Linked DNA regions of Homo sapiens: region 1 is linked to region 2. A link is a contact called in ENCODE Hi-C or POLR2A ChIA-PET data. All regions are on one chromosome and are shown on one strand. Each heading gives the region's core, a stretch centred on a gene start or an enhancer-like site at or near the end of the contact. The rest is flanking DNA. Distances are from core to core; before and after follow the strand shown.

Evidence for each region. A loop is a pair of places that touch in the nucleus more often than their neighbours do. ChIA-PET counts read pairs that join two places held with the same protein, here RNA polymerase II (POLR2A). Pooled maps may share reads with other maps.
Region 1: a map of CD8-positive, alpha-beta T cell shows a loop between it and region 2 (26-fold over the local background). The contact joins the enhancer-like site here to the promoter of EZH2 in region 2. A Hi-C loop is called at or near these places in 1 of 168 maps with a recorded cell type or tissue (CD8-positive, alpha-beta T cell) and 6 of 50 pooled maps. POLR2A ChIA-PET finds 5 or more read pairs at or near these places in 1 of 52 experiments (Panc1).

Annotation. Positions count from the first base shown.
Region 1 is chr7:149,419,026-149,424,851 of GRCh38, forward strand. No RefSeq gene overlaps it. Among named protein-coding and RNA genes, the nearest start is that of TRC-GCA11-1, 6.7 kb to the left of the region's middle. RefSeq lists an enhancer at 2,763-3,262 and a silencer at 3,394-3,643. Within about 2 kb of position 3,371, at least 17 of the 41 ENCODE cell types and tissues checked have a DNase peak (open chromatin) inside an H3K27ac peak, as active enhancers do.
Region 2 is chr7:148,880,765-148,886,091 of GRCh38, forward strand. It overlaps EZH2 (enhancer of zeste 2 polycomb repressive complex 2 subunit), which reads right to left and starts at 3,527. Exons shown (of 20, transcript NM_004456.5): 1 at 3,400-3,527. It overlaps LOC124901767 (a long non-coding RNA gene), which reads left to right and starts at 4,425. Exons shown (of 2, transcript XR_007060579.1): 1 at 4,425-4,719. RefSeq lists silencers at 2,691-3,280, 3,441-3,810, 3,931-4,160 and an enhancer at 2,781-3,472.

The sequences.
Region 1 (5,826 bases), core at 2,121-4,620, 540 kb after region 2:
CTCTGTCCAAGTCCAGGGCTGTTTCCACAATACTATATTTTTTCCATCTTTTCTAGTAAAGGTTGGATAACTGGAAGAACAGAGAGCTGAACACTGGGATCTGAAAGAGTTACCACCTCATTCCCAGTCCTGCCCTCTCCATGTGAGGACGGGTGAATCTGAGATAGAAATAATGGCTCATGTGTGCTGAGTGTTTATGTTGGAGGCTCATATACACTATCCTACAGAATCCTCATAGCTGTCTGAGGCAGGTACAATTGTTATATCCTAGGAAATAGTTAAGACTGCTCCCATTTTATAGCTGAAGAAACAGATTCAGGGGGACTAAGTGACTCATTCAGTCATTTAACAAATACACTACGTTCCAGGGTCTAGTCTAGGCACTGAGGACTCAGCAGTGAACGAGGCCAAGAAACACAGCCCTGGCCCCATGGAGCTATATTCCCAGAGGTGCAGTGTGACAGACAAGCAAACTAATGCATGAATGAAAACATCACAGATATTGAAAACACTACAGGAAAATAAAGCATGGTATTCTGATGGAAGACAACAGGGATGGTCAGGAAACGATGATTGGAGCTGAAATCCGAATGATAAGAAGCCAGTGAGGAAAAATCTGGATGCATGTCCGGGCTCACACCTGCAATCCCAGCACTGTGGGAGGCTGAGGTGGGCAGATTGCTTGAGCACAGGAGTTCAAGACCATTCCTGGGCAACATAACGAAAACTCATTTGTACAAAAGATTTTTTAAAAAATTAGCCAGGCGTGGTGGCATGCACCTGTAGTCTCAGCTACTTGGGAAGCTGAGGCCAGAGGATCAGTTGAGCCTGGAGAGTCGAGGCTGCAGTGCCACTGCACTCCAGTCTAGGTGACAGAATGAGACCCTGTCTCAAAAAATAAGTAGATAAAAATAACTAAAATTCTGGATGCAGTGGATCCCAGGCCTTGGGTAGAGTGACCCACTTGGAAGTGGCTTGGCAGGATGAAGCAAGAATGAGGCCAGTGTGGGGCAGCAGAGGGGGCAGAGCAGGACAGTGATTTGAGGTGGAGGTGAGGTGGGGTCAGGCCACAGAGGGCCCTGTGAGCTGGGTCAGGAGGTGGCATTTATTTACTGTGCCATCCCAGGGAGAGTGGAGCCTGGATTTGGATCTCCCTCCCATGTGCAGGGGCCACATCTCTGAGCCCTTCCTCAGAGACTCTGTGCTGGGCTTGGCACAGGTCTTCATCACCTCGGGCCTGTCCTGTGGAGACAGGCTTCCCAGGTCAGTCTGTAAGCCTCCTCGGCCATGCAATTAAGGTTCTTGTTCATCCAGCCGACCTGGTTTCTGCCCCTGAGGAGCAGATTTAGGTAGAGGAGGCACACATGAACATCCACTGTCACTCGGTGTCACTTCAATGATAACTGTCTTAAGCTCTGTGAACCTAGAAAGGGGAAGGGGGAGAGTGGGCACCACAGTTACCCTAAGCTGGGGTGTTCCAGAGGCCTTTTCTGAGGGAGTGACATTTCCACAACACCGTGCAGGAGGAAGGAACGTTAGTTGGGAGATGAGCAGCCCAGGAAGTTGGGCGGCATGGGTGAAGCCTGAGGCAGTGGGGTGCCAAGAGCAGAGAGAAGGTCAGGGTGCTGGAGTCTGGGAGGCAGCCTGTGTGGACTGAGTAGGGTCTTCCCAAAGTTCATGTCCTTCCAAGAACCTCAGGAGGTGACCTTCTTTGGAAATAGGGTCATTGCCAATGTAATAGTTAATTAAGACCAGGTCATCCTGGCGCAGGGTGGGCACTCAGTGCAATATGACTGTTATCCTCATCAGAAGAGAGGAGACAAAGGGAGCAGGCCAAGTGCCCGCTGGCGCACTGCATCCAATGCTGAAGCCAGGAGAGAGGCATGGGACGGTGTCCCTCAGAGCCTCCAGTAAGAACCAAGCCAGACCACACATTGATCTTGGACCTCTGGCCTCCAGAACTGCAAGAATCCATTTCTGTTGTTTAAAGCCAACCAGTTTGTGGCACTTTGTTACAGCAACCCCGGACAGGGCCGAGAAGGCAGGCAGGGCCTAGTGGGTCCTGAAAGATTTTGGACCTTACCCTAAGAGCAATGGGGAACCTCCCAAGCAAGAGAGGACTATGATCAAATTTGCCTTTTCAAAAGATTCCCTGGCCGCCCAGTGCTCCCACAGCATTCAAATCCGTTAAGAGTGAGGCCCCACAATAGGACAGAGGCCCTGCCGCCTGCACATCACTCACACGGAGGCACACGTCACTCAAATACACCGGGTGCTTGCCAGCCTTCCCACCGGCCCACAGAGCGGGGCTTCCTTGCCTGCTCCCCACACAGAACTAGGGGAGACGGCCGACCTGCGGGAGGATCGTCTGGCCCTATGCCTCAAACGCCTTAGAAAACGCTCGTACCCTGGACCAGGCAGTTCCACTCCAGGAGGTTAGTCTTTGCATGGCATTTGTTTTATTAGGGGGCCACCGCAGCCTGGGCTAAAGAATTTAGTCTTCGGAAAAAACTAGGCAGACATTTGAAAATATATCAAGGAAAAAAAGTGCAGGCCGGGCGCTGTGGCTCACGCCTGTAATCCCAGCACTTTGGGAGGCCGAGGCGGGCGGATGACGAGGTCAGGAGATCGAGACCAGCCTGGCTAACACGGTGAAACCCCGTCTCTACTAAAAATATAAAAAATTAGCCAGGCGTGGTGGCGGGCGCCTGTAGTCCCAGCTACTCGAGAGGCTGAGGCAGGAGAACGGCGTGAACCCGGGAGGCAGAGTTTGCAGTGAGCCGAGATCCTGCCACCGCACTCCAGCTTGGGCGACAGAGCGAGACTCCGTCTCAAAAAAAAAAAAAAAAAAAAGTGCAGCCTATCATGAGAGAGCGCCTCCAGGTCCACCTCCGCATGGGACAAACACAGCGAGCGGCCAGGAGCTGGGCCTCAGCCTTGGTTTCCTCATCTGCACAACGAGAAAAGTGGGTAGAATGCAGGCTGCCCGGGAAGAAGCTTGAGCAACCCTAAAGCTCGGGGTCAATTCACGGAGTCCCCTCTCCTTCTGGGACCCAAGGCCCTCCGGGTCTTCTGTGCTGTTTTGTGCCGTGGGTTGAGCCTTCGAGGTGGGGTAGGTCTCATATTTCCTGTGCTCTCAGATTCCTGCGGCCGCACCTTTGTTTGCACTAACTGTGTTTGCACCAACTGTGTTTGCACGGGGATTTGCTGGGGCCTTGGCCGGCAGGCCAGTGTGTGCAAGAAAAGCAACCTGACAGCGGCTCCTGCTAACCAGGGCTGGTTCGGGGCTGCGGCCGGGCGGCTCCCGCACTGCGACTAAGGGCCAGCCGGCTGGCAGGCGGGGCTGGGGCTCGGATGTCGGGACTAGCGGGTCTCTGGCGCGAGGCGGCCGCCACCACCGAGAAGGCCGCGCGCATTCCTAGAGCGGCCGCCAGCGGCCAGGTGAGGGCGCCGCGGCCTCCGGGGCCTCCTCGCCTCTGGCCGGCAGGGGGCAGCGCGCGGCCCCGCGCGGCCCGACGTGGCGCTGGCCCGGGAGGCAGCCCGTGGGCCGCCGGCGCGCCCTGCCGGGCACCCAGCAGCGCGCTCCCGTTCTCATCAGACGGGAGAAAAAACGCCCAGGCAGAGGAACGTCTAAAAGTCAAGTCATCAAAATTAATGTAATCGAGAAAATGTGCATATTTAAAATATGGATAGAGACGCATAAATACATCTTTAAAATAAAAATATAATCGTTTGTGTTAAGTCCTTGCTCCATTGGCTCTCAGCTGCACTCACAGCACCAGTGAGACCGACACGGTTGTGCCCCATCCCACAGGCGCCAAATGGAGGGCGCAGGGTTTTAGGAGCTCGCGTAGGGCCTCTCGGGCGGCAGCAATGGAGCCGCGAGGCCGGCGGGGAGACCGAGGACGGGACCCGCTGAGCTCTGGGTGAGCTGGGGGGACTCGAGGGGACCTGGATGGGCCAGAGGCCTGGCTTGGGGAAGGGCCCCTTCCCGGTTCCCCAAGGTCCCGGTGTGCCGCTGCCGTAGGGAAGCAGGAAGGCACGGCCGCGCCAGGCGACCTGAACGAGAGGAAGCCCGGGGTCGCCGCCCGCGGGCGCGGCTGGTGTTCATACCCAGCCAGGAAGGGCGGGCGGGCCTCGGGTGCCACGCGGCGTGCCCGGCGCTTTCCCCGCAGTCCCGCTTGCTGCCCGTCCCTGGACTCCTTATCAGGCAGCTGGGTGACCTTGCTGCAAAGGGCAGGGCCGTGGAGCAGGATTTCTGCCGCACACCAGCCACCTGCAACGGTGGTAAGAGGATTTGGCAGTGATCCGGGTACTCTACCTAATATTGGGGCTGAAATATCAGAAGGAATGATAAAATCCATTTTTAAGTGATAGCGTTTAAAGGTGTTGGATCAGGTTTAATGAAGAAAATCATCTCCATCCCAGCTGGGCAGAGATTTGGGATTGTACCCGTGTTTCTTCCCGCACATTGTCACCTGTGGCTTGTTCATCCGTTCATTTCGCGTGCACTGAGGACCTCTGAGGACCTTGCGCCAGACTCTGGAGCAAGCGCGAAATGAACAAAAGCCGGCCCTGCCCTTGGGAAAAATCAAACACACAATGGCCGCTGAGTGCACGCTCCGAGCACGCGCCAAGCCCTGGAAAGCCCGGTAGAGGGGACCCTCCAACCTCCCGCAGTGATGCGTGTGTGGCCAGGGGTCTTGCTAGGCTGCACCTTGCACCTGAATCTCCCGTTGCCTTCACCGTGGAAGCGTTTGCTGTAAAAATAACATGGGGGTTGGGGCGGGGGAGACGTCTTTGTAGCTTTCTCACAGGGCTTAAGACATCTGTCCTGCTATCTTCCCCGGCCTTCCAGGGATTCTCAGTGGATGTTAGCTCTCTGGATTTCACTGGCAAGGTTATAGAGACTTACCATTTTCTGATATGAACATCTGCCAAGTAACGCATAGAGAATAGGAAAGCATGCATATCCCACAAGGAAAAAAAATAAAACTAAGAAACTGTTCTATCAAAGAATTAAGTAAGCATGGAGTGTGTCACTGGATAAATTAAACATACAGAGTTTGGATTGAGGCTAGGAAAGGTTGAAGCAAGAGAAAAGGAGCCCTGGTGACTTGCCCAGGGCAGAGGTTTTTGAAGTGAGCTTCCTCCTTGGAGACCCCTCAGCGCAGGGGGAGTTTGGGAAGACGGGGGCGCCAGAGCAGGTAGGCTTGGCTCCCTCTCCAGCCTCTTAAGGCACGAGTTATTTTACATATTTAGCTTCTGAAAATTGTTTTATTTAAACAAGGGATTCCGGAGGCTACAAACGAAAGCTTGAAAACACTGACAGATGAAGTGCAAAAAATTTGGCTGACCATTATAAATTTGATAAAGATTTCATGTCCTGAATCTGAAAGAGATTCTAAAATATATTACAGATTTAGTTCTACAGAGAAGGGATGAACTCTTCCAAGTAATTTCACAGGTGGAGATGGTTAGAAGTCCTCATACTGGGTGGTTAAAATTGATTTCTTCCATAGTTATGGAAAAGACTTGATACCTTCTCTTGGAGAAATAAGGGACTCATTCAATTGTAAGTTTTTATTGTTTAGAACATAGAAATTCCTTCTACAACCAGAAAAAAACGCTATTTTCATTTGGGGGCAAAGAATTTTAAATAAGATTCTGGAATTCTGTTATGTGATTACTACATACTAATAAGAGTTCATCTTTTTGGTAAAATGAACACCCAAGCATGTTTGTATGCAATTAACGTTTGTTTCAAGACTCTGAAGAGCTGGCAACAATTTGGGCAAGGAAAATGTGTCTATTTCTCTCAATTTG
Region 2 (5,327 bases), core at 2,277-4,776:
TTAATTCATTCAACTATATTTAAAACCCCTATTCTCTAGCAAATACCAACGTAGGTACTAGGTATACAAAGAAAAAAATAAGACAGAGCCTCTACCAGGAGGCACTTTGACTGTAGGGAAGAGAGGGATGCATAAACAAGTGATTACAATACAATTGAGTCATGCTACAATAAAATATGATAAAACCCTGTGGGAACACAAGAGTGGGAATTCAGGGAAGACCTCCAGAAGGTAAAGTATGTATCATCTGACCATGAACCTTTCTCTGAATTTAATGAATTGCTGCTGTTCACTTATGCTCTCCCCCGAAGATTTCACCTACTCATATAGAATCTATCATGATTTACAGAAAATTTGTCATCTATACTGATATAAAGACTTCAAGGCTAATCCATAAATCATTGCTAATTAACCACAGAATACATTATATTGGAGGATTTGTCCTTGTTGGTTTTTAAAAAGCAGATCAACTTTCTCAATCACTGCTCATGTAAAGGGTAATACTGAAATAAATTCAGAATCCTTGAGCACACTACCTCAAAAGAAGGAAGGTATCCTGGGAAAATTCCAGTATGACTTGGAGAAATTTGCCTAAAATTTTTAAATGGCCAACATAAAGATATTCACTTAAATGTATTTGTGCAAGGCAAAGCTAGGTATCAAAGTATCAGAACTTTTTCTAACTACACTAGATCAACAAGTGTGTTTTAAGTCACTGCTACTTAAACTGACTAAATACATTCTCAATTGTACCAGAAAATAATTTAATATGAATTTTTAAACCAATTCCCCAAAGAGATGTTTTTCAAAATATCTCATGGCAAGTACAAAGAATAGTAATTATCAAATACAGAGAACACTCAAGGGCAAAGTTAGAAATTTTTATCCTAGGCTGGGCGTGGTGGCTCACGTCTGGATCAGCATTTTGGGAGGCGGAGGCGGGTACATCACTTCAGGTCAGGAGTTCGAGACCAGCCTGGCCAACATGGTGAAACCCTGTCTCTGCTAAAAATACAAAAATTAGCCGGGTGTCGTGGTGCGTGCCTGTAGTTCCAGCTACTCGGGAGGCTGAGGCAGGGGAATTCCTTAAACCCGGGAGGCAGAGATTGTAGTGAGCCCAGATCCAGCCACTGCACTCCAGCCTGGACGACAGAGCAAGGCTCTGTCTCAAAAAAAAAAAAACATATACACACACACACACGCGCGCGCACACACACACACACACACACACACACATATGTATCCTAAAATATCCGAATTTCTGCCAAAAATCTGCATAACTACCTTATCTCATAATGGACAAGATTATTAATAGGATTTTTTAAATACAGAATTAATAGTAACTAATATAAACGTTACTTTTTTGTTATAATGTCTCAACACTTAGACCAGCACCTGGAATGCCCGTACAGTGGTGTCAACACTCTCCAAAATATATGTAATAAATTTATATTGCATTTATTTGTCTCCATTTTTATGAAACCTTAAGTTAGCAGATGCACATTAGATCTTTATCATATAGGACAGTGCAACCAGAAGAACGCCTATGTTTTTCTAACTTGTTTTCTTGGAATATATTCACTTTCCACAAAAACGAGAATTTAAGATGCAGTGTTCCTGTTTCCGGGAAACCTTAAATATTACATCACCCAACACACCTCCGAAAAGAGAGAACAAGACGCTTTATATCTATGACTAGAATCCTACCTATTCCTAACTTTAGAGACCATGAATAGAAAATTAAAATATATCTTAAATACTTGTTTTCCTGCAAATAAAATTACAAATAAACAAGTTAGGATTACACACTTGTACAGTATTCCTAAACATGAATTAGTTGCTAATGCTTATGAAGAGTAATAGAAAATAAACTCCAAAACCCCTAAAAGTATAAACTACATTCAATTGTGACAGCATTCGTGTTTTTCAAAGGTTTATTAAATGCTGTTTTATGATGACATCAAAACGCCACAAAATTAAACTAATAATAACTTGCTTGAACCCTAAAAAGCAAGCCTTTAAGTAAATAGCAAAGACACATTTTTATTTCCAAATGAATTTAAATGTTACAGATCCTGTGTGATAAAGGAAGTTTAACTGTGGACAGCACACGTTAAATTTCTTAGGCAACAAACATTTCTCCATGCAGTCTTTTCTGAATCACCAAAGCTATTGTTCACAGAAAACGAGACCAATTAATAAGAAACTGCTAACCGTATAATCTAAACACACATTTGTCATAGCCATTCTATTTTGATCACCTACTTCTACCACCTCATCCTCATTCAACCCGTCGGGATTTGGGGAATAATCTGGCTGAATGACAGTTGATTTCGTTAGCACCTGTCGCCATTCTCAGATGTATCACACAAGTTGGCCAAAACAGCTTGTAATGTTTAAGGATTACGATTCTTTAGAAAGTGGCAACTCACTAGGCGTTCACCAAGTTTTCCAAAAGATCGTGCTTCTCGATTCCTCCCGCTTTCAAAAAGTAACCCTGTGGCACAGATTTTTGGGGGGAACGGAAGGGGATGTACACAATGAAGTGGGAATTCAACAGGACGCCCTCCAGAAACACAATCAATAGAGAGCAGAGCAGCTCGACTCTTCCCTCAAACTTAGCATAAAGCCAGACCAGGCGGCGAGGGCAGCCCGCGACCGCCGGAGCTCAGGGGGATTTCGGGGTGCGTCGTGGGGAAACGTCAGAGGCGAAGCTACTCCGAGTTCCCCGCCGCGAACGTCGTCCCGCGAGCGCCGCGGCCCCAGCCCGGGGTCGGCGCGCCCGGGACCGGGGGCGTGCGCGAGGCGAGGGCCGAGCCCTGCCCACCCCGGCAGCGGCCCGCGCCTCCCCACGCCCCTCTCCCGCCCGCCGGCGGGCCCGGGTGTCATGCCCCTTCCCCTCGCGCCGAGCCCTCCGGAGACACAGTCCGTCCTTTGTCTGAGTGCGGACTCGGCGGCTGGGTCCCACCAACTTGTGTCTGTCCCGTCCCACCCGGGCGCTCCCGCCGCGGCCGCGCCACACAAAGGAGACTTGAGGCTCGAGCTGCCACCCTGGACCGGGCACCGGAACGCCCCGACCCCGGCCCCGGCGCCCCGGCCAGGACAAGCACCGGGAAAGGAGCCCCCCACACGCCCCCCGCCCCGCAGCTCCAGGGGTGTGCGCTGCCTCACTCGCAGGGTCCCGCGGGCCAGCCCGAAGCTCACAGCTCCTTCCGGGGAGGGGGGCTCTCCCCTCACCCTCCACCCCCCGCACGCCTACAAACGCGGCGCCCCGGTGAGCCCCGCTCGGCGATACCCGGGACCGGCACAGCAGTGGCGGGGAGGTCCTGGCGCCGCCGCCGCCGCCCGGTTCGCACTCCCGGAGCCCCGCCGGCCGGGCCGCCCGCAGCGGCGCGTTACCTTCGTCCCGCGCGCCGACTCGCGTTGTTCCCGCGCGTCGCCCCCGCGCGCCGCCGCCGCCGCCGCCGGGGCTCCACTGCCTTCTGAGTCCCACCGGGTGTCGGACGCGACCGGACCGAGCGCCAAACGCGGCAGCCCAATCGCCATCGCTTTTATTTGGCCCCCCCAGCCCAATCAAGCGCCGCCCCGATTGGCGGGACGCGAGGCGGGCGCCCGTCCAATCACAGGGCCCGCCGGGCTCGGAGGCGCCGAGCCAGCCCCACGCAGAGTGCGCTCAGGGCTCGTGGGCGGGCGGGCACTGGCAGCGCGTGCGCGCGCGGGCGGCGGCGGGGTTCGCTGTAAGGGACGCCACTGGCCGTGTGGAAGCGCCGCCGCCGTCTCTTTGTTCTTTCGCTGAACACACGGCGCCTCTCAGGAAGGCGGTGTGCAGGCACGCGGGGACCGGGAGACATCGCGGGGGCCCGGAGCCCGCCGCGGACGGGAGGCGGGGAGGATAGGTGGCGGGAACCGGCCGAAGGGCGGGACGAAGCGCCGGCGGCTCTTGGCGGGAACCGGCGCCGCAGAGTTCCCGGGCGGGGGAGGGGCGGGGCGGGTGCTGGAAGCCAAGTTTGAACCAGTTCAAAACTCGGGGGTGGTAACGGTTTTAACCGCCGCGCTCGTTTCCCCGCGCGCGGAGCCGAGGCCCGGGCTGGCCGCTCCTAGTGGTGCCCGGGGAGGGGAGGGCGCGGGCCCCGGAGGTCGGCTCAGCTGTGGCGCCGCGTTTGCCGGGAGACGCTCGCCCGGCCCGCGCGCTGCCGCCGGACCCGTTACTACTTTTTTTTTTTTCTCCTGAGACGGAGTTTCGCTCTGGTTGTCCAGGCTGGAGTGCAATGGCGCGATCTCGACTCACCGCAACCTCCGCCTTCCGGGTTCAAGCGATTCTCATGCCTCAGCCTCCCGAGTAGCTGGATTACAGGCATGCGCCACCACGCCCGGCTAATTTTCTATTTTTAGTAGAGACGGGTCTTGGTCAGGCTGGTCTCGAACTCCCGACTTCTGGTGATCCGCCCGCCTCGGCCTCCCAAAGTGCTGGGATTACAGGCGTGAGCCACCGCCGCCGACCCGGGCCCTGTTTGATTATGTCTGCTGCTGCCTTGGCCGTTTTTTCCCCCACCGCTGGACTTTGGCTGGCCGAGCTTGCAGTGCTTATCGCCCTAGAAACCTGTGAAAGGGCGACATTGCTGCCATTTCAGACCCTTCCACTGTTCGTAGTTCTAAGCACGTGTCAGTGTTAAAAATCCTTTATCAAGATGAGCACTGTTCACTTGCCGCCTCTGCAAAGTGTGAGGATATTTGCAAGGCGCGGTGGCTCACGCCTGTAATCCCAGCACTTTGGGAGGCCGAGGCGGGCGGATCATAAGGTCAGGAGATCGAGACCATCCTGGCTAATAACGGTGAAACCCCGTCTCTACTAAAAATACAAAAAATTAGCCGGGCGTGGTGGCGGGCGCCTGTAGTCCCAGCTACTCGGGAGGCTGAGGCAGGAGAATGGCGTGAACCCGGGAGGCGGAGCTTGCAGTGAGCCGAGATCACGCCACTGCACTCCAGCCTGGGCGACAGAGCGAGACTCCATCTCAAAAAAAAAAAAAAAATTGATCTTGGTTATGGGGGGTCAAGCTACCTCAACCCAGAGGAATTAGAGGGATTCTGCTTAGGATACAGTCTCTCCTATTGCTTCATGTGGCAATGCAGTTAAGAGTATTCCGAATTTATTTTTACTAGGATGTATCTATGGGGTAAAATACCATTGTCATGTAAACTGAGATTCCATATTGAGAGTTCATACTGGAAACTGAAAAAAGGTCACCTATGAACTGTTGGGGTAAAAATCTGAAGAAATATTTTTAATGAATTTAATAACTAGCCAGAATTTTTTTTTTTTTTTTTTT